Regions from separate parts of the Homo sapiens genome. Here regions 2 and 3 are each linked to region 1. Evidence: read pairs that join two places in POLR2A ChIA-PET (ENCODE). Cell type or tissue: PC-9. All regions are shown on one strand. Links, peaks and the distances in the headings refer to the core of each region. The heading gives the core; the rest is flanking DNA.

What was found. Peaks named below come from ENCODE experiments on the same cell type or tissue, not always from the same donor. Only the 100,000 strongest peaks of a DNase experiment are listed, where the experiment ranks them.
Region 2: POLR2A ChIA-PET joins it to region 1 with 5 read pairs; 2 of 35 experiments call an interaction of 5 or more read pairs at or near these places.
Region 3: POLR2A ChIA-PET joins it to region 1 with 9 read pairs; 5 of 35 experiments call an interaction of 5 or more read pairs at or near these places.

The regions. Positions count from the first base shown.
Region 1 is chrX:119,475,718-119,483,672 of GRCh38, forward strand. No RefSeq gene overlaps it. Among named protein-coding and RNA genes, the nearest start is that of SLC25A5-AS1, 11 kb to the left of the region's middle. RefSeq lists enhancers at 6,811-6,910, 6,961-7,010. In PC-9, for the core only: no CTCF peak of the experiment used is centred there; a DNase peak (open chromatin) is centred at 2,274; H3K27ac peaks cover 1,007 bases.
Region 2 is chrX:119,321,305-119,329,259 of GRCh38, forward strand. LINC03098 (long intergenic non-protein coding RNA 3098) reads left to right here. Exons shown (of 4, transcript NR_110396.1): 2 at 3,601-3,719; 3 at 4,878-5,013. Among named protein-coding and RNA genes, the nearest start is that of LINC03098, 34 kb to the left of the region's middle. In PC-9, for the core only: no CTCF peak of the experiment used is centred there; DNase peaks (open chromatin) are centred at 3,877 and 4,357; H3K27ac peaks cover 509 bases.
Region 3 is chrX:119,241,331-119,249,285 of GRCh38, forward strand. PGRMC1 (progesterone receptor membrane component 1) reads left to right here. Exons shown (of 3, transcript NM_006667.5): 3 at 1,821-3,136. The coding sequence ends at 1,924. It also overlaps the pseudogene AKAP17BP. Among named protein-coding and RNA genes, the nearest start is that of PGRMC1, 9.0 kb to the left of the region's middle. In PC-9, for the core only: no CTCF peak of the experiment used is centred there; no DNase peak of the experiment used is centred there.

The DNA.
Region 1 (7,955 bases), core at 200-4,199:
CAAACTCTAAAGTCCCTTCTAGTTTAGACGTCCTCCAGCTCCATCATTTTTGCAGAAAGCAGAACCAGTGAAAGGACCAGGATTAGGTGATTTAATCCTTTCAGAGAACATTTTAAAATATCTAACACAATCGTAAATGAATAGTCTCTGACTCAGAGCAGTCATTTACAGACTGTGTGGGTGGTTTGCCATTGGCAAGTAAAATTACGAATGTAAAGATTTACATTAATTTCAGGACCAAGAAGCTGAGCAACAAATTACAGCTCGGTGTTTGGGTCAGAGGTGCTCTGATTTACCTCAAAATAATTAACATCTGTCTTCTCAAAGCCTCATCTTATTATGTGTAATGTGCACTTCCGTATGCAGGTTGAGATTTATTTGAACAACAAATATTAGGCGCTGCAATTTCGGACACAAAAATGCCTTGTGTTCCACTCCAAATGTTTGGAGGAGCTTTCCTATCATTTCAGCCATTATTTGCTTTATGTGCAGGTGAACAAGGTCAGATGCATGGTGCTCTTCTTAGCCAAAGGCTTAAGAGAGCCTTTGGTATCCCGGCAACAAATATAAACAGTATTCAAGCGACAGATTGGGCAGTTGCTTTCACTAGACCCTCATCAGAGACAAAACTGAGTTAAATTAAAGGAGTCTATTAATCCTTGGCTTTTCCGTGACTATCAGGGAAGGGGACAGAGAAACGAGGGGGTTATTTTTATGGCGAGCATCCATCCTGGGATTTCATTTCCTTGGGCAACTTTCGTAACATGGGGAGGCAATTTAGCACTGTTGAGATTTTAGAGAACATGCCGAATCTGATCACATGACATGTTACACTGTCTCTAATGTTTTCAGTCCCAGAATAGAGATGGTTATGGTTGCAAGGACATAACCAGAATAAAGTATCAGTTAAATAGCTGTTGACTGGTAACTTCCGAGGGCCTCGTGTTTGGGAATGAAAAGGAAAACTCTTCTGTCTAAATGAACTCCAATACCCAGTTTGGCAAGAAGCAGAGATATCTTATGGGCAGAGGCAAAGGCAGATGTACTGTGGAGCTAGGGGTGCTTCCCCTTTGGAGCCACCCCTTGCATGGGCCCCTCCCAAGCCCTAACCATATATTCATTTGGTCATATGGTTTGGCAACATTTTCAAAAGACATATTTTGTGTTTTTAAAAAGAGGGAGCCAAATCATATAAGCTGACACTTCCACAAAACTCAGATCCATTCCTGCCCGTGGAACTGGAGTGGATGAAGGAATTTGGAGGCAGCCCTGTACATCAGGGAGAGGTCTGGGGCTTCCTCACCACCTGACCTTCCTCGGAGCACACCGCTCAGGACTCACTCATGAGAAGCTTTGAGGCTAGAGGTCTCATTTTCAAATACCAAACTTTCTTACTTGACAACAATTCAACTTTTACTTAACTGTTTTGTGCCTTAGTTTCCCCATGTGGAATATGGGGATAACTTTAGTACCTACCTCATAGGAATAGTGTGAAGATTAAAGGAGTTAATATATGTAAAGTGCTTAGAACAATGCTGGGCACCTGCTTTACACAATTTTGCTCTTATTATGACTGTTATTGCTTTGTTTTTGTTTTTGAGATAGAGTCTTGCTCTGTCACCCAGGCTGGAGTTCAGTGGTGCGAACTTGGCTCACTGCAACCTCCACCCCCCAGGTTCAAGCGATTCTCCTGCCTTAGTCTCCCGAGTAGCTGGGACAAGAGGTGCAAGCCACCACACCTGGCTAATTTTTGTATTTTTAGTAGAGATGGGGTTTCACCATGTTGGCCAGGTTGGTCTCGAACTCCTGGCCTCAAGTGATCCAACCGCCTCAGCCTCCCAAAGTGCTGGGATTACAGGCAGGAGCCACTGCATCTGGCCCGACTGTTATTGTTTTATTGAAATGCTTTAAATTATTTTCACTTCATTCATGGGAGAATGGTTTAATGGATTTATCCTTTTCCTGCAGATTTTCTAAAACAGTCTCAAGAAAATGCTATATATACTATAGAAAGTGGATCACACACACACACACAGAGAGAGAGAGAGAAGGTTGTAAAGAAAGAAAAGGACATTTTTGGAATGGACTGAATGAATAGAAACATGTGCTTATGGTGATAATCCTGAGCTCTAACTCAGAGCACTTATTTTACAACACTGATTATGAAAGAGACCAAAGGTCAAAGATAAATCCGTCCTGCCTCACAACCAGACTGCACTGCTCACCTGACCCAGGGGCCACTGTGTGGTCACCAGGATTCTTCTCACAGCTTCCTTTGCTCTCGTAGTATTTCAAGGAACCCATGAGGTCCCAGCCTGATTACCCAACCCTATGACTTCACTCCCTAGGGAAAGAAGCTGCAGGGAGGAGAAAATTTACTGAGACCTTTAGAAGCAAAGGATCTCCTTTCACTTTCACAACTAAGTCCAGGGTTCAGGAGTCCATTTATTACAAAAATTGAGCTTCATAATGGCTTTATCCCAGAAGTGAAGATCAGGGGGTAAGGACGCTTGGGCTTCTGGGTAAAAGCGTGCTGTTTGCCAATTAGGGTAGAAAGCTAGGAGTTTGACCACTGAAATTGTAATCCCACTTCGGCTCCATGTTTCTTTGTCTTGGGTCATATCACATCCCGTCACTAGTTAGTGGCTCAGTTTGTCTACCAGGAAACCTGGAAATCAACTTTCCTTTTTAAGCTACAATATAATTCCTCAAATCTACTGTGGGCTGTGGTTCTTTTTGGAGTTTCTAGGGCTAGATAGATTGAATTAAGTTAAGCCTGCGTCTTCAGGTTAAACAATCGATACAACCAGGTAACAGTAATTTCTCTAAAACTACAGAATCAAGATCATAGCTCATTATTTTGACATCTTATATGCCAGATGTTGTGCTAAGCACTTTACATGGATTAACTGTCCCTATTGTCTCAACAGCCCTAAGAGGCAGGTATTATTATTCACTCCATTTCACAGCTATGAAACCGAAGCTTAGAGAGATGAGATAATGTCCTCTGAGCTATCTGACTCGGCAAAAGGTTTCAAAGAGAACTTCAAGGTGACCCTGTCCAACTATTTATTTTGGGTCATGAACTATATTAAAATATGAAAGCCGGCTAGTTTCAATACCAACTGACAAAATCCATTTGACAAATATTAAATAGAAATTATAATAACCTCAGTTGGATAAAAAAAGAGATAACAAAAGAAAAAATAAATTATAATAACCAAAGCACTGTTTGTAAAGTCCATTTTTAGAGTATGGGTTATTTTCTATTTTCAGCCAATTTAAGAATTATGGTCATTAAAAACTACTTGACCCTAAAGCTCTAGAGTTAAATTTGAATTTATTCACATTTCTTTGGCTTTTCCAAGACAGATCTTCCTTTTAAATGACGGCTCTTCACAAGGAATACTGAGCCTCTCTCTAAGGTTACAAGCCTGAGGCTGGGGTCATTAGGACTTTGCGTAAGGCCCATACCAACTAACAACCACAGGAGGAGTTGGTGTTGGCCGCACCCTTACCTCTAACCAGGGTTGGCTCTCAGAAAAATGCAGTGAGGCTGGGCACAGTGGCTCACGCCTGTAATCCCAGCACTTTGGGAAGCCTAGGCGGGCAGATCACCTGAGGTCAGGAGTTCGAGACCAGCCTGGCCAACGTGGTGAAACCCCGTCTTTGCTAAAAATACAAAAATTAGCTGAGTGTGGTAGCGGGCACCCGTAATCCCAGCTACTCAGGAGGCTGAGGCAGGAGAATCGCTTGAACCCGGGAGGCGGAGGCTGCAGTGAGCTGAGATCGCACCATTGCACTTCAGCCTGGGTGACAGAGTGAAACTCAGTCTCAAAAAAACTTTGGGAGGCCGAGGCAGGCAGATCACGAGGTCAGGAGATCGAGACCATCCTGGCTAACGTGGTGAAACCCCATCTCTACTAAAAATACAAAAAATTAGCCGGGCATGGTGGCAGGTGCCTGTAGTCCCAGTTACTTGGGAGGCTGAGGCAGGAGAATGGCGTGAACCCAGGAGGCGGAGCTTGCAGCGAGCTAAGATTGCGCCACTGCACTCCAGCCTGGGCGACAGAGCGAGACTCCGTCTCGAGAAAAAAAAAGAACAAAAGAAAAAGAAAAATGCAATGAGTTGGGCTTTGGGCTATTTTATCTGATTGCACCTTATATTGAGAGACAGTACTGTGCGCCTCATGTTCTGTTCCTCCTCCTGCACGTGATCTGCAGTTCCACTTGCCATTTCCTACCTATGTCATTCACTTTCATATTTCCAAGCTTGGCTGTACTATTGTTTTTCCCAGCATGCCCTTACCTGCCCCTCTGCCAGGGCATGATCCTTCAAGACCCAGCTCAGATTGCACCACCTCTGGGAGCCTTCCCAGACTCCACCTGCCCATACTCATTGCTCTCTCCTCTGTACTTCTAAAGTAATCTATCTCTGTCAGCTTCACAAAGGCAGATATTTTGTCTGTTTCATTCATGTGTCCCCAGTGTCTAGAACAGTGCCTGGCACATAGTAGATGTTCAAGAAATAGTTGTTAAGTGAATGAATTATAATGTTTATTTCATGGTATCACAACCAAGTATTTATTTGTCTGTCCTCATTAAGGGCTATGTCTCGTTTCTCTTTACATTCCTAAAACTGAGCATAGAACCTAACACATAGTGAATGTGTGGTAAATGTTTGCTGAAGGAGGAGATAAATGAGAAAATGGGCCAAGTGCAGTGGCTCACACCTGTCATCCCACCACTTTGGGAGGCCGAGGCGGGTGGGTCATTTGAGGTCAGGAGTTTGAGACTAGCTTGGCCAACATGGTGAAACACCGTAACTACTAAAAATACAAAAAATTAGCTGGGTGTGGTGGCACATGCCTGTAGTCCCAGCTACTCAGGAGGCTGAGGCCGGAGAATCGCTTGAGCCCGGGAGGTGGAAGTTGCAGTGAGCTGAGATCGCACCACTGCACTCCAGCCAGGGCGACAGAGACTCTATCTCTAAATAAATAAATAAATAAATAAATAAATAAATAAATAAATAAATAAAATAGCCAGGCACAGTGGCTCATGCCTATAATCCCAGCACTTTGGGAGGCCGAGGCAGTCGAATCACTTGAGATTGGGAGTTTGAGACCAGCCTGGCCAACATAGTGAAACCCAATCTCTACTAAAAATACAAAAATTAGCTAGGTGTGGTGGCGGGCACTGTAGTCCCAGCTACTCGGGAGGCTGAGGCAGGAGAATGGCTTGAACCCGGGAGGTGTAGGTTGCAGTGAGCCGAGATCGAGCCATTGCACTCCAGCCTGGGTGACAGAGAGAGACCCTGTCTCAAAAATAAATAAATAAATATCTGTATAACGAAATAAATAGAGAATGAATGAATGGCATGTTGTAGGGTTTGTGCATTGGTTATTGATTGGCATGAATGAATTTTGGCTCGATCCAGCCACTTGATACCTGGGAACAATTCTGTAGCAATAAATGTACAGGGCCTTTCTTTTTCATTTTCTTACATAATAATTCAGCAAATGTCCGGGGCCTTTTGACTTGCAGCTATTGTTTTTCCAGACCCTGGGCTTACAGGGAAGATCTGGATATTGCAGGGGTTGGGAAATCAACTGGTTCCTGTACTGCTGCTATGTTGTCCATGCTAGAGAACCAGAGAGGCGGGACCTTGGCACACACCCCTCCCCTCCTGAAATCTGTGTGAAAAACAGCTGACTCCACATCCAGGGCTTCTACCATACTGTGTTCATGGGATGCTGGCCTGTGCCACACATGTGCTGGCCATCTTGTCATGAGCCCCTAACACAGAGCCCTCCACATAGTAATTGCCTGATGGATGTCTGGTTGTGATGATGACAATATTGAACAGTGGCTGTCACACAACATGACTCAGGCCACTCCAAGGGGAGAGGAACAGACATGTTCCTGGGGCACCTGAGGACGCTGCCGATAGAGCTGTGCCAACTGCACGCCCATGTGACTGATTAGGGCTGATTAGGCCAGACCTGCTCCCAGACCTGGGCCTAATGTTCCCAGCTTCTAAGACTATTTCAGCCACTAAAAGCCCATGAGAACCCTTGAGTGAATGTGGCCCTTTTTGACGTGCTCAGGAAGCAGGCAGAGTTTGTTCTCTCTCACTTGTGAGTGGGAGGCCTCCAGGAGTGCAGCAGCGGACTTGCTCAGTAGTAACATCCATTGTCATTTCTTGAGCTTTGACTATGGGCCAGGCACTCTTTTAATTGTGGATACTCATTTAATCCTTTCAGTGGCCTTATGATGCAGGTGCTAAGATTACCATTTCCCAGATGAGGAAACCGAGGCACCTGGCAAACCACGTGTAACACCTGCAGATGAAAACCCTGAAAACAAAGGGAACCCCCCCCCAACTTAGAGAGAGTCAGAAAGTAGCACTTAATGCTGCGGTGCCTGGAAAATAACCACGGAGGCCCAGAGGAAGGGAGGGGTTCAAGCTCTTTAGGGACCATCGGCCTGCTTGGGGACCTACCCATGTGAGGAGCCCCTGGAGAGGCGCTTGGTGCAGTGGTTAAGAGCATGGTTCCGCCCCTTTCCAGCTGTGAAATGGTGAGCAAGATTCTAAGTCTCACTGCCTCACCTTGCTCAGCCGGAAAATGGGGTCAAGAACACTACTTGCCTGGCACTGTAGTGAGGATGAAATAAATTAATATTTGCGAGGCGCTTGGCACAAAGCCTAGCATATAATATGCGCTTAAGTGTTTGTTAAATAACTACGGGCTCTCTCAGAGTCGGCCCCTTCCCTTTAGGCGCCGGTTTTGTAATCTGGGAAACTTTGTAAAGAGCGCTCTCAGCGCGGTGGCTAAAACAGTCCGCTAGGACTATGCCGAGTAGCAGCAGAAGGAAATGGCCCGGCCCGCCAGGCGGGGAGCTGCAGACAACTAGGAGAGAGGAGGGCAGGGCACGCCCTGAGGGAAAAAACGCGGCTTTTGCAGGCCTAATGGCGGTTGAAAGTCGCCGAAGTGCAAGGCTGGATTGAGACAGACAGGCTGAAAAAGTCGCAGCGCAGCCGCAGCGGCAGCAGCCGATGGCCGACTCCTTCCTTTTCCAGTCCACGTGCCCAGGCGGGTCTCCGGCCGCCTCTCGCACCTGCCTGCAGAGGGCGCGCTGCTTCTCGCCTCGGCCTGGGCACCGCGGCCGACTCCGCTGGAAGAGCTGTGTCCTCCACGCAGACCGCTTTCCACCAAGCTCAGCTAAACCCACCGCCCCCAAGAAGTCTACCCTGGCCGCTCCAGCCAAGCTCTTCCTCCCCTGAACCCCCAAAGCATCATCAGCACTGCATAATTTAGAACTTGGATATGTGCTGGCTGGTCACTGTGTCCTACGTATGGGACAAATCTTGGCTCAACAATATCATACTTTGCATTTCTCCCCCGAGTCACACACGGCCATTGGCATACCGGCAGCCACATAGCGTGTGCCCAGCAAACACCTGGTGTACCTCTACTGGGTCTCACTGTATTGGCTCCCAAAGGAGACTCTCAGGATCCCTGATGTCGCCAAGCCCTGGGGTGGCAGAAGGGACACCTGGGAGGATGCCTGCATGGCCTCAGTTGCCACTTCGAGCCTTCACTGACCAAATGAGGTCGGTGTAGCCCACCTCAGAAGGCAATGCCTTCGTGCAAAGGAAACCCTCTGCCAGGGAATCCATTGATATGGAAATATTTGCTGAGCCCCAGCTTTGGTGCAGAGCCCTGTGCTGGGCACCAGGGACACAGTGAGGAATAGAAAGGATTCTTGTGGTGATGGGAGGCAGTGTAGAAAAATTAGAATAGCAAGAGATTTAAAGTCAGGCTGGGCGCGGTGGCTCACGCCGGTAATCCCAACACTTTGGGAGGCCAAGGTGGGTGGATTATTTGAGGTCTGGAGTTCGAGACCAGCTTGACCAACAAGGTAAAATCCTGTCTCTACTAAAAAAAAAAAAA
Region 2 (7,955 bases), core at 1,730-5,729, 150 kb before region 1:
AGATGTGGCTGGGGTTTGTCTCACAGTGGAGGCAAGGAATTGCAACTTTTTTTTTATTATTGTACACCTTGAAGGTGAGGTTAATTAAGTCCTCTTGTGGGGTTTGAGGGCCAGATTCCAATTTTTGGAGTTTTATTTAATGTCGGGAGCAGATTGGGTAATAAAATGTATATTGAGAATAAGATGGCCTTTTGACCTTTTAGGGTCTAGGGCTGTAAAGGGTCTCAGGGTTGCTGCCGAACGAGCCATGAACTGGGCTGGGTTTTTATATTTGATGAAAAAGAGCCTAAACGCTTCTGATTTGGGATAAAGAAAAAGGAGCATTAACCTTGACTATGCCTTTGGCTCCAGCCACCTTTTTAAGAGTAAATTGCTGGGCAGGTGGGGGAGGCCTAGTCACAGAACGAAACTGTAAGCCGGACCAGGTGTGAGGAGGGGAGATGATAAAAAGATTACAGGGTGGAGGAGCGGAGGCTGAGGAAGAATTGGAACCTAGCTTGGCCTGGCGAGGAGGGGAGAGGTCAGATGGGTCTGTAGAAAAGGAAGATTAGAGAGACTCAGCGACGCTTGGGGTTGGGACTGAGGGGACAGGTGGGAGGGAAAGAAGGAAGATTTGGGACGAGTTGCACTGGGCACAGAGACTAGGAAGGGACTGATGTGTAAAAGAATGCCTGGATGTCAGGCACCTCAGACCATTTGCCCATCTTACAATAAGAATTATTTAGATCTTGTAGGATGGAAAAATTGAAAGTGCCATTTTCCGGCTATTTGGAACTACTCGAGTTTGTATTGGGGTCAAGCGACATTGCAGAAGAAAATAAGATGCTTAGATTTTAGGTCAGGTGAGAGTTGAAGAGGTTTTAAGTTCTTAAGAATATAGGCTAAGGGAGAAGAAGGAGGAATGGAAGGTGGAAGGTTGCCCATAGTGAAGGAGGCAAACCCAGAGAAAAGAGAGCATAGAGACACGGAGGGAAGGGGTTCAGGGGTTCTTACCCTCCAGAAAAGCGGGAAGGGTGGTTGGGGCATGGAAATAAGGGATTGGGGCACAGAGATAAGAGGTTGGGGTGCAGAAATAAGGGATTGGGGCACAGAGATAAGAGGTTGGGGTGTGGAAATAAGGGATTGGGGGTTCTTGCCCCCTAGAAAAGCGGGACTTGCTGCTAAGGGTGAAGGAGAAGGGGTTGAGGGGTACTTGCCCCTCCCCCAGAAAAGCAGAGAAGGGGTAGAGACACAGAGAGAAGGGGTTGGGGTACTTGCCCCTTCCCCAGAAAAGCAGGACTTGCCACTAAGGGTGAAGGACCAAGGCAGGCATCCCTGTGTGGTCTGACACCTTTGAAACATGGGTGAATAATCAGAGAGGCGTCCCTGCAATGATTAAACACCTAGGGAAGGCTGCCTTCCCAGTCCATGACCGGCGCCGGAGTTTTGGGTCCACGGATAAAACGTGTCTCCTTTGTCTCTACCAGAAAATGAAAGGAATTGAAATTAAGAGAAGGGAGAGATTGAAGGGTGGCACCAAGATTGAAAGGAGAAAGAGGTTGAGGGATAGTGAGGGAAGCTGGAGAAGAGAGTAAAAAGAGGCCGCTTACCAGATTTGAAATTGGTGAGATGTTTCTTGGGCTGGTCGGTCTGAGGACCTGAGGTCGTAGGTGGATCTTTCTCATGGAGAAAAGAGCAGGAGAACAGGGGATTGATCTCCCAAGGGAGGTCCCCTGATCCGAGTCACGGCACCAAATTTCACTCGAGTCTGTGTGAAGAGACCACCAAATAGGCTTTGTGTGAGCAACATGGCTGTTTATTTCACCTGGGTGCAGGCAGGCTGAGTCCGAAAAGAGAGTCAGCAAAGGGAGATAGGGGTGGGGCCGTTTTACAGGATTTGGGAAGGTAATGGAAAATTAGTCAAAGGGGGTTGTTCTCTGGTGGGCAGGGGCGGGGGTCACAAGGTGCTCAGTGGGGGAGCTTCTGAGCCAGGAGAAGGAAATTCACAGGGTTAATCACTCAGTTAAGATGGGGCAGGAACAAATCACAATGGTGGAATGTCATCAGTTAAAGCGGGGCAGGGCCTTTTCACTTCTTTTGTGATTCTTCAGTTACTTCAGGCCATCTGGGCGTATACGTGCAAGTCACAGGGGATGCGATGGCTTGGCTTGGGCTCAGAGGCCTGACAATAATACCTGTGAATTTTGAGGGAAAATGACCTTGAACCTAGAATTCTATATTAGTCAAATATAAGAATAAAAATAAAAAGACATGTTTAGGCATGAGAGAACTCAGAAATTTTACCCCTAGCCCTCTTCTCTGAAAAAAATTACTTGAGGATGTATTCTAACAATAAAAAAAAAAAGAGATCCAAGAAAGAGAAAGACCTAGGATGTAAGAAACAGAGATGATAACCCAGGAATGCAATGAAAAAAAAAATCCTAAAATGGTAGCTGTGAAGGAGTGAGGCATAGAAAGAGTGGGTATATGTTAGAGCATTTAACAAGTCGTCTATGTGAACAATTGGAAGGTATCAGTAATATGGTGACAAAGGCACCTATATCTTCTGCCAAAAAATAATTAGAAATTTTAAGAAAGGAAAACTTTCCCAAAAAGTCATGATCCATATATCAAACAATCTAAAATGTGGCATAACTCAGCAATTGGAGTGTAAGAAAAGAAAAACCATTTGAACTGGAAATTTGTACTATTTCCCTTCAAGTGGCCTAGGTATAGGGATACAGGATTACATCTCCTCCAGTGATCAAATCACACATTCTGTTTTCTGCAACTAATAACATTTACAAAATTATAATTTTGTAAGTGATGTTTATTGGCTTTCAGAATCAACCTATAGAAAAAGTATGAAAGACAAATATAGTTATAGAATGGAATGTAAATATGAAAATGGTTTAAACTTTAACAATGTTAAAGTACTCAAATAACCAGGAGGAGTGGGGAGTAATTTCTTCATTTGACACAGTAAGCCTCAAGAAGTAAGTGTAAATGGAAGCTTAAGTACATTATGCAAAGTGTTAATGGTAAACAATTGAGGAGCTAACAAAAAAGAGGAAAGTCAATACTGCTTAAAGGAAATAAATCAAGATTTCAAAGTAAAAGCATCTTATTAAGAATTATGGAAATAACCAACAGAAAAAAAAATCCCAGAAATGGTCAAAAGAAGCTCAAAGGTATCAAATGATACTCTGATTAGTAAGACTGAGGGTAAGAGCAGGAAGAATCTTTGTACTTTTAATTTTGTAACCTCCCACATAGCTATTCCATTCAGTCATTCATTCCTTCAGCAAATACTTATAGAACATTATTATTGTACCAGGCATGATTCGAAGCACAGGGATACAGGATAGACAAGGCGGAGAATATTCCTGCCCTCAAGGAACTCATATTCTAGTGGGCAAAGGTATACAATAGACAAGTAAATTGTTTCCCCAAAAAGATAGGTACAAATATTAAGTGCAATGAAAATTATAAAACAAAATAAAGTGATAATAACTTGAGTGATCAGGGAAGGCCTCTCTGAAGAAGTAAAATTTGAGCTAAAATACTTTTTTATATGAGAAACGTATAGGATTTCTTTTCTTTTTTTTTTTTTTGAGACAGAGTTTCACTCTTGTTGCCCAGGCTACAGTGCAATGGCACGGTCTTCGCTCACCACAACCTCCGCCTCCTGGGTTCAAGCGATTCTCCTGCCTCAGCCTCCCGAGTAGCTGGGATTACAGGTATGCACCACCACACCTGGCTGATTTTTTTTGTATTTTTAGTAGAGACGGGGTTTCATAATCCCTTTCTTCCAAGGAGGCTCCCTGGCCCCTATGCAAATTTACATACTTCCTCCCCAGCAACCAGCTCAACAAACCAAGGAATTTGCGGAGAGGCAGTCTTTGTCAAACCACAAAAGATCTTGTTACACCCTTAGCCCAAAGCAATAATTACCTACCTGCCTCAGATTTACCCAGAGAGCATTTCCAAGTGATTGTTCCCAGCACAAGGAAGACATGCTGCAAAGTGACTTGTTGGAAAATGTTCAAGTACCACTTTCTTTCCCTATGATTCCCTAACCCGTGTCCAGCAGCACCAGGAAGAGATCCAGGCTCATCTCAAGGTGGGGTCTCCAGAGAAGCATAGTGAAGGGAGACCCACTACATAGGCAGAACTGCCTGTTCATACCTGACAGCAAAGCCCTATATGTAGGTCCTAAGTCTGTGCTACGATGCTATTGTAGCTCGTTACCAATGCTCTTTTGAAACACACAGCATGAAGCACCTTGACTTACTCAACATCCTGTACTACACTGAGGCATGTTTTTGGCCACAGGAAAACAAAAAAGGCTAAAGAAGCTCAACAGAGCTACCCCATCCTCCCTCAATCACCAAGCATTCCTAGGAGACGTTCCTTACATTCCTCACCAACTCTCTGCCAACTGTGGTCATAGCATAATAATCATTGAAGTCAACACCTTCATGAGAACAACCCACTTTCTCTCTTCAGCTGGACCACTTTCTGCCCCAGTTATCTCTACCTTATTCTTCAGAGACATAATTGTTCCACCTCTAAGACAGCCTACCCTGTAACATCTGACTGGGGAGCCCAATTTGTGCAAAGTTTCTATAGAGCACACTTCTGATCCACCATGTCCAAATCCACTTGTCCATTGCCCACAACAATCAAACTGAACAACAGCCAGATAGATTTTGGAGGAGACTTCTGGTTGTCATTCACCTTCAACAAATAAGATAACTGGGACACACACCTCCCAAATGCTAAATTTGCTTACCATACTCTGCACCCATCTATTAGAGGACCCTTTTTCATAGTCATTGCAGCTTTCTTTCTCATACCAACCAGCTGCATCACCATCTTTTGCTTTCGGTCAACAGATGTCAATTATCTATTATGCACCAGACACTGTACTGGATGTGAGGGTCATGGCTGCCCATAGGCCATGAGGTGACTGCGTGCAAATTTGAAAAAGGCTCTCCAGATGCACACCTCTGCACCAGGTTGCATGAATTGGTGAGTACAGCGAAGGCTGGATTTCAATCCTTACTGATCCTCTCAACCAGATTCCCTTGTACAGTGAACAATTGTACCCAGCAGGCATATGGGGATTGAACAATAAGAGTCTTGTGGCTAACTGGAAGCATTCTAGATTCCCCCAGGAAGGCCAAAGGGACATCTGCATTTTCCAAATATTTCATCAAGTTCTCCTACTACAGTGTCTGCTCCACCTGCTGCTATTACATACCCAAGGACCACTCCCAGGGCCCAGTTACATATCTGGAGATTATGAACCCTGTCACCTTTGCCTCCAGCTTCCCCTTTTTCATGTATACCCACCTCATCTTTCACCATTCCTCACTAGACTCAGCTGGCCTCAACTCCACCCAGCACCTCACTGTGTACTTTATACCCATAGGATCCAATGTTGCACAATAAGAAACCCAAAAGACACAATACGGGAAATTTTGGAGCAAGACACTACCTCCAGTACTGATCTTACCTCACCCCATTTAGCAGGGAGGAAGTGAAAGGCAGGAGGGGACATGTCCAATCCTGCTCTTTCTTAGGCTGATCAAGTCACCCCCAAATAGATGGCCAACCTCTACTGAGAGGGGCCTTCACATCCCTCTGCCTTGGCCAAACACTGTGTTCTTTGTACCTCATTCCCAGATTGAGCCAGCTGAAGCAAAACCCAGTGAAGACCACCTTTACCGTTTTTTAATAGAATACATAAAACCCCAGTCTACAGCATCTGCCTTCCCCTTTTCCACCACCATCGAGGAACACTGGCAGATAGGTAACTTACTAAGAGGCCTCAATGAAGTGGTCTGTCCCAGAGAAAGGGCAGGTTTGACCCAAGACAAATTCCAGATCCTCTGCTTAGAGCCGCAGGAAGAAATGCTGAAACCAAACCAAGCCAAACAACAGAAACCCCAGCAGTCTTTCATCTGCTCTAAATCTAGATGATTTCAAAAGTGTGTCCATCATGAAAAGATCCCTAGGGGTTTGCTTGTACTAGAAGAGCATAAACATTTACATTGCCTTTTTTCTGCTGACAGAACAGTGAGAGGGAAGGGCCTCATCTGGCAACTTAAAGCAATACCATTCAATCATCCCAAAGCCAGTTCTTTGTGTATGTAAGTAGCTGCCCTTGCAGGAGGCTTAAGGTGCTGGGAGCTCAGGGTCCTGAGTCAAATGATCTGGCTTCAAATCTCACCTCTACCACTTACAGTTTGAACTATAAGGAAGCTGTATGGTGTTACAGAAAGTACACAGGCTCTGGACACTTGGCTGCCAAGTGTAAATCCCTGCTGCCCCACTTACCAGCTGTGTGGCCTTTATGATATACAGTGCCTCAGTTTCCTCATCTCTGAGATGATAGTTATACTCCCTGTAACATCACGGGACTGTTATGAGGCTTACATGGGACCATCCACAACCTCACCTACAGTAAATGTTTACTAAATCTTAGTGATTATTATTCCATTCTGAGTCTATTTCTCATTCCTTGAAAATGAGAAGAGAAAGGGGCACTGCTCTGCATAATCATGTGAGGCACCATCGCCCCTGTGAGCTGGGAAAGTTGGGAGAAGGTTTCTTTTCTTCCATTTGGATTTAGACGGCATTCTCTCTGAGAATCTGTTGTTTAGCCTGAAGAGATAGACGTGCGTATGTGTTTCATCCAACCATCACCCACGGGATATCAGGAAAAACAAAAAAGCATTTATCTCTCTGTGACCCCTACTGATGGGGACCTTTGGAAAGCGATGACACCTGGAATGCCAGAGCCTACCCTAACCTGTCCATTTGGAAGGCTCAGAGCCATATGCCAGGCTGAATAACTAAGATGTGGGCCAGTGGGCTTCTAGGGAAGATAGAGGTGGGACCTGGGGCAAGACCAAGCCCTGTGAGTAGGTAGTGGGTGGAGCTTCATTTGATGGGTTGAAAGAAGAGGAAAAAAGTGAAGCTGAATTCAAGGAAGAAGGGCATGAGGGTTCTCTCTGTGATGGGCCTCTCTGGTGATTTTCTCTTGGTCTACAGACATGGACATGGGCAGTAGATTATTTTTTAAAAGTCCCCATACTTGAAATTCCTTTCAGTTATTCACAGGCCTTCTGCAAAATCTGTACAACCCTGGTGGTGATGTTGGGAAGTATAAATGAGAGGACAGTATAGGAATGTATGGTGTCCCCTCATTCACTCACCAGTGTCTGTTTATCCTTCTTAGAAGGGGACTTGAGTGCTGGATTTCTGGAGGAGATCAGTGGAAAATTGAGTGTTGGTCCATGGAACAGCAGAGAAGAGTAGCCGCCAGATGAATGGCTCAGGGAGGGATGTGGGCCTAACCCTGTACTTTGTGATATGTATACTAGAAGAAAATGACTGGTAAAGGAGGAACAGCGAGATGACATTGGAGCTATTGTGTATCTTTGGGTGTGTTACTTAACATCCTGGTGCCTCAGTTTCCTCATCTGAAAAATGAGGATAATGATAGTACCTAGCACATAAGACTGTTATGAGGATAAAATGAGTTAACATTTGCAAAATATTTCAGTGACCAGCACACGTTAACCATATTAGAAGTGTTTGTTAAATAAAATTAAAGTTCAACTGACAGAAGTGTGGAGTGACTGATAAATGATATATTGAAAATGCAGAGCTGGGCAGTAAAAATTTATCTTCCTCTTCAGGGGAAAGACACAAGTATTCTGGCCACGAGAATGTGTACTCCAATATGGAGCAGGGGGCCAGGGCTCCACTGCTTTCCATGTTAAGCTTATTTTCCCACAGAGGACCAGACTCCACCATGGTCTAATGCACATTTGTTTCCCGTCCAGCCAGAATACAAAGCAGAAAGGTGATTCCAACCCCAAGTGAAGAAGAATTTCCTTCTTGAAATACCCTTGCACATATGCACAAACATACATCAACAAGGGTGTTCACTGCAGCATTTC
Region 3 (7,955 bases), core at 1,730-5,729, 230 kb before region 1:
ATTAATAATTAGCCAGATGTGTCTCTGCCTTTGAGTTTTGGTCTCAAGCAGGCTACATATAACTTCCAAGTCTAGAGGCAAGTTTTTATACTTTGGAAAACATAGTTCAGTTACCTAATAGAGTCCCTAATTTTTGGCATCATAAGGATGCCTTTGTAATTAGTTTTCTATATGAAACCAGTGAATTGTAGTGTCTAACTTACAAAGCTCTATTTTCTAGGGCTTGCCTTCATCAGTGGGAGAAAAAGTGTGATTTTTTTTTTCCACTTTAAGGCTAGCCCCAGATGCTGTTGTGACACCTCAGCTACACTTAAAGTTGGTGTGGATTCCCCTTAAGGCAGGTTTCCCAGGAGCCACCTGGCTTTTATTTGTCTCACACAGTTCCAATTGTTCCCAACGGTTATTTCACACAAAAGCAGCTTTAGTTACCTGGTTAGACAGGTTGGTTACTCCTCTAATTCCTACTCATATTCAGGAAGAGGAGACTCTTGGCTTTGGACATTCAGATGATCGACCCTGCATTAGTTTGGCTACAGTGATGAGGTGGTTTGCTGATGCCATCTCTTCTCAAGTCTTTTGCATTCTGGTTTGCACCCTTACATCTGTTTTCTCCAACACCTCCAGTCATCTCCTGGCTCCTTTACCACTTCCTTTAACCACCCATAGGTTTTTCTCTGTGCTGGGAAAAACGTTCTGTCTCTTGCTCTCCTCTTCATCTATGAGACTATTATTCCTTCCTTTCACTGTCAAACAAACTTCTTACAAGTTTTTATTCCTAACCACTACTTCATTTCCTCTCTATACCTTCTTCCTCCCTACAATATGGCTTCTATCCCCACAATTGGATTGAACTCTCTTTCTGAAAGATTTTCAGGGAAACCTTTTTTTTTTTTCTTGCCAATCCTGACTTCACTTGTCCATTCCATGTTTTAGATCTCCTGTCATGTGAGCCTCCAGAATGGCTCCCTCCACAGAGTTCCCATTTTGGTCCATGGGAGCTCCAATTTTCACTTAATTAATTCATGCTTCCAGTTTTCTTTCAAAGTACTTCTCATCTGTCCCTTTCCATTCCCCTGGACACCACCCTGCTCCTGGCGCTGGTTCCTTTGCATCTGGATCTGCACTCTGCCTCTGGATCGCCCTGTTCCCAGTCTCTCCTTACTGAAATCTGCCCTATACACCACATTGATAATATCGTTGTTAAAGCACTATTTTACTGTGTCATTCCTTCGCTTATAAACCTTCAGTGCCCTTTGCCACCTATAAGTCCAAACTCAGGCTGGCTTTTCAGATCTTTCATAATATTTCCCCACACTACTTAGCCAATCTTATCTCCTACTAACTTCTAAATGTTAACTCTACTCCTGCCAACTTGGTCTCTTCATTGCTTCCCAGATACGTTGTCTCACCTGTATGCATTTGTACATGGCGTTTGCATTTTCTGGAACTCCCTCCCTAAATCCTTCTATACATTTTTCCAAAATATATCCTCCTTCCATGAAGTATTCTGTAACCCTTCTGATGAACTCATCACTTGCCCTTGTTCTTCTAAACATTCCTTACACACAAACAATTCATTTTGACGTTACCTTGCACACTCATTGCCAGACGTTGCCACCTGTTTTATATGTCTGTCTTCTGAACAAAACAAATTCCCTGTTGGCAAGGACGGTGGTATAAACCACCTTTGTATCCTTCAAGAAGCCCAACACATTGCTGAGTATATTGCAGGCCTCTAATAAATGCTTTAAATTGAAACGTGGTAATGATGTTTTAGAAAGAATGAGAATGACCATTTGTGTTTTCTTCTCTACCTCCAGTCAAGTATCATCACGTGGGCAAACTGCTGAAGGAGGGGGAGGAGCCCACTGTGTACTCAGATGAGGAAGAACCAAAAGATGAGAGTGCCCGGAAAAATGATTAAAGCATTCAGTGGAAGTATATCTATTTTTGTATTTTGCAAAATCATTTGTAACAGTCCACTCTGTCTTTAAAACATAGTGATTACAATATTTAGAAAGTTTTGAGCACTTGCTATAAGTTTTTTAATTAACATCACTAGTGACACTAATAAAATTAACTTCTTAGAATGCATGATGTGTTTGTGTGTCACAAATCCAGAAAGTGAACTGCAGTGCTGTAATACACATGTTAATACTGTTTTTCTTCTATCTGTAGTTAGTACAGGATGAATTTAAATGTGTTTTTCCTGAGAGACAAGGAAGACTTGGGTATTTCCCAAAACAGGTAAAAATCTTAAATGTGCACCAAGAGCAAAGGATCAACTTTTAGTCATGATGTTCTGTAAAGACAACAAATCCCTTTTTTTTTCTCAATTGACTTAACTGCATGATTTCTGTTTTATCTACCTCTAAAGCAAATCTGCAGTGTTCCAAAGACTTTGGTATGGATTAAGCGCTGTCCAGTAACAAAATGAAATCTCAAAACAGAGCTCAGCTGCAAAAAAGCATATTTTCTGTGTTTCTGGACTGCACTGTTGTCCTTGCCCTCACATAGACACTCAGACACCCTCACAAACACAGTAGTCTATAGTTAGGATTAAAATAGGATCTGAACATTCAAAAGAAAGCTTTGGAAAAAAAGAGCTGGCTGGCCTAAAAACCTAAATATATGATGAAGATTGTAGGACTGTCTTCCCAAGCCCCATGTTCATGGTGGGGCAATGGTTATTTGGTTATTTTACTCAATTGGTTACTCTCATTTGAAATGAGGGAGGGACATACAGAATAGGAACAGGTGTTTGCTCTCCTAAGAGCCTTCATGCACACCCCTGAACCACGAGGAAACAGTACAGTCGCTAGTCAAGTGGTTTTTAAAGTAAAGTATATTCATAAGGTAACAGTTATTCTGTTGTTATAAAACTATACCCACTGCAAAAGTAGTAGTCAAGTGTCTAGGTCTTTGATATTGCTCTTTTGGTTAACACTAAGCTTAAGTAGACTATACAGTTGTATGAATTTGTAAAAGTATATGAACACCTAGTGAGATTTCAAACTTGTAATTGTGGTTAAATAGTCATTGTATTTTCTTGTGAACTGTGTTTTATGATTTTACCTCAAATCAGAAAACAAAATGATGTGCTTTGGTCAGTTAATAAAAATGGTTTTACCCACTATAGTGTGGTGACTTATTTAAATTTTTTTAAAAACCTTATTCTAGGGAATCTGATTCAGACATTTTACTTTGGCTTAAAATTCAGTTTCATTTTTGAGTGCAGAGTTTTTGTATTCCAAAAGAAACAAGGGGCAAAATTTCATGGAGACCCCACACCAAAAACCAAATACCAGCTTGTCCTGTTTAAGAAATAGTGAATTGAATTGCTTTTTTTGTGACTTGTCAAAGTTTTGCCTAAATCAGAACTTTCTAAACTGTAAATGGCAGACCTCCACCTTGAAGTCTATAGCAAGGTTCTTAAGAAGTAAGGTTACTGAAGGCATTGTCATTGCCAAGTGCTAAGGAAGGGTTTGGGTTTTTTTGTGTTAATGTATTGTCTGATCAGGAAAGTATCAGGAATCCTTACAGTAGCAAAGTTAATTCACCTCGTGTCAAAAGAAGCATAACAGATTTGCATATGCAGTCAGTTGTATAAACAAAGACAACCTATTAGTGTTTTGTCATTTTAATGTTAACATTGGCAGAGTTTTCTTATAAGAGATATACTTCCTGAACCAAAGAAATTTCCATTTTTCATGTTATCAAACCACATTGCAGGTACTTGTGAGTTTTTTTTAATGTGCTCTTTTTTTTTCCCACTTGGTTTCATTCACCAAATGTTTGAGTGCCTGTTTTGTGCCATGTAACCTGTTATGCCTTATGCTTTGGAGAAGGAGTGGGGGAGAGAAGTTGGGCCCACCTTCGCAGCCTGAAATCTCATGTGCATGTGAAGATTAGGCTACTCATTTTGCAAAGTTAAACAGGCTTGTCTGCTGCCAAGAGGAAAATATCCAGAGCAAGCTTGTCCAACCCATGGCCCACGGGCTGCATGCGGCCCAGGAAAGCTTTGAATGTAGCTCAACACAAATTTGTAAACTTTCTTAAAACATGAGGTTTTTTTTGCAATTTTTTTTTTTTTTTTAGCTCATCAGCTCTCGTTAGTGTTAGTGTATTTTATGTGTGGCCTAAGACAGTTCTTCCAATGTGGCCCAGGGAAGCGAAGAGATTAGGCACCCCTGATTTAGAGCCTCACTAAAGTTTCACTCCCAATAACCTGATTCTCTTCCATTCAGAGCTGAATCAACATTGTGTTGGTTACTTGGAAAGGAATATTGCTGTAAGGCAGGACTTTGATCTAAAAACTTCTCAAATCCAGCTAGCATATACATAAGCCATATTCATGTAAAAGGCACCATTCAAGAAGATGGTGGTGTCGGGGGGAGGGGGGGTAGTTGTTACAACCACCACATGTCCAGTGAAGGAGGGAGGTGTTAGGTTAACATCTGGCTTGCTCCCCACCTGCTGTCATCCTACCAGCTGCAGAGACAGTTTGTTCTCAACTAGCGTCTGTGGTTCATAAGCAGCATTTACTACGTGTTTTCAGTATCTGCATATCTGGCTTCCCTGCATAATGTAACATTCACCTTACTTCAGAGGGCCAAATTTATGCAAATCCTAGATCAAGAACAAGCATCAATACATTTCTTGCTGTTTCAGAAAGAGCTCTTTGAACCTGACGGACGCTTTCAGCTCTAAAGTGCCCAGATTTTACTCCAAGGTAGTCTGCCTTTGTTATGATACTTAGAGGCAGTTTGCTGTATATTTCACATGAAAATACAGTTAACTCTTGAATGGTCAAAGACTGATTATTGAGGCCCCTACCTTCTCTGACTAGACTGTCCATCCCAAACCCATAATTGTTTTTGCACATTGTATAACTTGAACACTTCCACCCAGGGCTGAAGGAATTAGGTGAAATTCCATGGAGTCAATTTTGCTACCTCTTATTAGCACTGATAAAATGTGCTAAAGGGAGGATCATCTTAAATCTAAATAACATTATTTCGGTTTGTCCAAAATGAAAATAAAACTATGGTCTTTAGTCCCATGAACTCTGACAATGTCAGTTTCCACAAAATGGGAAAAGTTGCATAGAAATGATATTAAAATTAGGCATCTATATTTCCACAGAAAATGTTATTGTGGATGTGCAACATGCTAGCCAATACATGTGATAAATGAACAAAGAATATTCACTATGATAATTTTATTTTTAATATATCTGACAAATATGTATTCTCTAACAATGCAAATGAGAAAAGAGATCAGCAACATTAGTGCAAAGCAGCATACTGTAAGTAGGAACTTTCCCCCAAAGGTGGACTTATCAGCATTTATTTAAAAATGACTATTTTAAACAATTTTGCAACAAGTAAAAATAAGTTTATTTGATTCTTATTTTCAAAATTACCAGGTTACATGGCTTTCTACCTGAGAAATTTAAACAAATTGAAAGCACATTGACATATTTTTAGTTTTTTTGCATAACTACCAACAACTCATAAGAAAAACATGAAAATACCTTAAGACAAAGTTTAAAGCTCAGGCCCTTAATAGGACATAGAAAAAGATATGAGAAAACACTTTTGCACCACTTAGCACAACAAACAATAGCAGTGTTAATTAAGAAGGTGGTTACAATATTTTAGTTGTATTTTACTCCTTACTAAGCCATTCAATTAAAAAGTACAGGATAAGTTATCTTCCTCATTTAGGGCCTACCCACCAAAAAGGTTGACTCTTTATAAGACATATACAAGTCTAGGGTTATACAAAATGTAAACATAAAACCAGTATTTTTACTTTCTTCTAAGTCCCAGGATGGTATTTAGCAAAAAAAAAAAAAAAAAAAAGACAAAAATGTTATATAGAAATAGCACCGGTTCTATTACACATAAAAATTGCACATGCTGTATTCTGCAATTTATTTTTATGTCTGACTACTGAGCAGCAAACTGTTTTCATGTCTAAAAACTCTGCAAAGAAAAATCAAGTGACAGAACACAGTGAGATTTTTTTCAAAAGCATAGCTGCTTCTCATTACAAACTCATAATATTCTTTGTTTTAATGGCATGACACATGAAAAATTAAGAGGCAGGTTTTCGTCAAAGAAAAATAATACCTGGTTACTGAAAGTTGCCTGACAAAATACAAGCTGTTAGCAGTTCAAAAGGCTACTCTGGACAACAGTACTTTGAACATTAACATTCAAGGCACTTGCCCCATAAGCAATGTTTTTCAGATTTGACAAGCCAAATCTAGTTTTGATGGAAGAGTCACTGGCTTGAAAGTGGAATTGAACACAAGGGAGCCAACAAATCATCCACTGGTTATTATCTTATTAATAATAAACATCATCTGCTATGGTACATTCATTTCTGACTTCTTGCATGTACTAACATAGCTCTATGATTAGAAGAGATCGATGAAACAACTTGTGGCTCTTCCTTCAGATAAATAAGCTTTTGTAGCCCTTTCACATACCCGTTTGCTCAAAAGGCTGGTTATATGCACACATTGTGATATTCTGGGCAACCACAATGACTGGCATTCTACCTGGCTCTATCAGCTGGTACTTTTCTACAGAATGTCAAATTAAGAGTGTTTGAATGAATCATGTCACATCAAAGTGTTGCCCTTTACTGCTTCTGTGGATTAAAAATGACTTTTTCCTGTTGCTGACAGTCTCTAATCTCATTAATGTCTTCAATTACCAGGTCAGGCATAGTTTTGTTGGAGAAAAAAAAGGTAATCGATTGCCCCTGAGGTCCTAAATGCAAGGTAAGGCAGAATGAATCAGCGGAGCTTTCTATAAAACATGCACTGCACTAAGATGTAAGTCTTTAAGAATCCATAAAATATTTCAATTTAAAAACATTTATGAAGTCAAAAACTAGTAGGTAAAAAGATCAATTGCTTATGTTGAGAGTTTACAAATCCTACACATATACATTTTTCCCTAGCTACAAAACTATAGGCTTTTCTCTTTACTCTTTTTGAAAACTTGATGGCATCACTGAGGATTGAGAAGAGAGGCACTTGTTACTGTTTAATAAAGTTCAGTTTGGGGGATATTCAGTGACTTTACAAACTGATGTAATCCAGCCCTGAGTGAAAGGGTTACATAACCTGAAGTGGAATAGTCACAGCATCTTTTTTCAAGTGACATCATTGGTGCCCCACAATTTTTCAATATTTCCTTTTGCAAATTCCAGTGGTTATATTACTTCAATCTTGCTGTTTTTCTAAAATGGAAAGACATGGGGTTCTTAAAAAAAAAACAACAACTCTGCTAATGGGTTTAAATACTATCCATTTAAACCTCAAAGGACAATCTGGACCACTTTTAGATTCTTCTTCCAAGACTTTGTCTTGAAAAAGACAACTCTTTGAGTATTTAAACATAGTAATAAGATTAATTTTCTCCTGGTGGGTGCTCATGCAACTCTTTAATGTCATGAAGAAGTCTATGTTCTAACTGTCGTCTCTTTTATCTACAATTATTTCTAAATAAAAGTCAGGAAAGTTTGTTGCTGCACGTGGTGTTTCTGACCAAATCAAAGAACATGTAAAAGGATCATTATTCATTCACTGCTGTCGTCTTTGGAGATAAATGACACTAAATGATGATGTTATGACACCTAAGGAGCCATAGAGGGCCATCTCAACCCCTCTCAATGTTAATCTGCTCCTTCACTGGCGTAGAAGTAAAGTTTTAGCTGAACCATAGAAATGTCTATCCTTGGATCAAGCAGCATTTAAAAGCTTGAGCAGGGTCAAATACAAATTATTATTTCTCTTGCCAAAGTTGAAAGCATAGGTCAAAATGACTCCAGGTGTATTGACAAGCTTTGGGAAATATAAAACACACAGGTTCTGAAGTTTTTAATGCTGCTGTCTTCCTGTGTAGTTGTTAATTACATGGCTACATTTGGTTTTA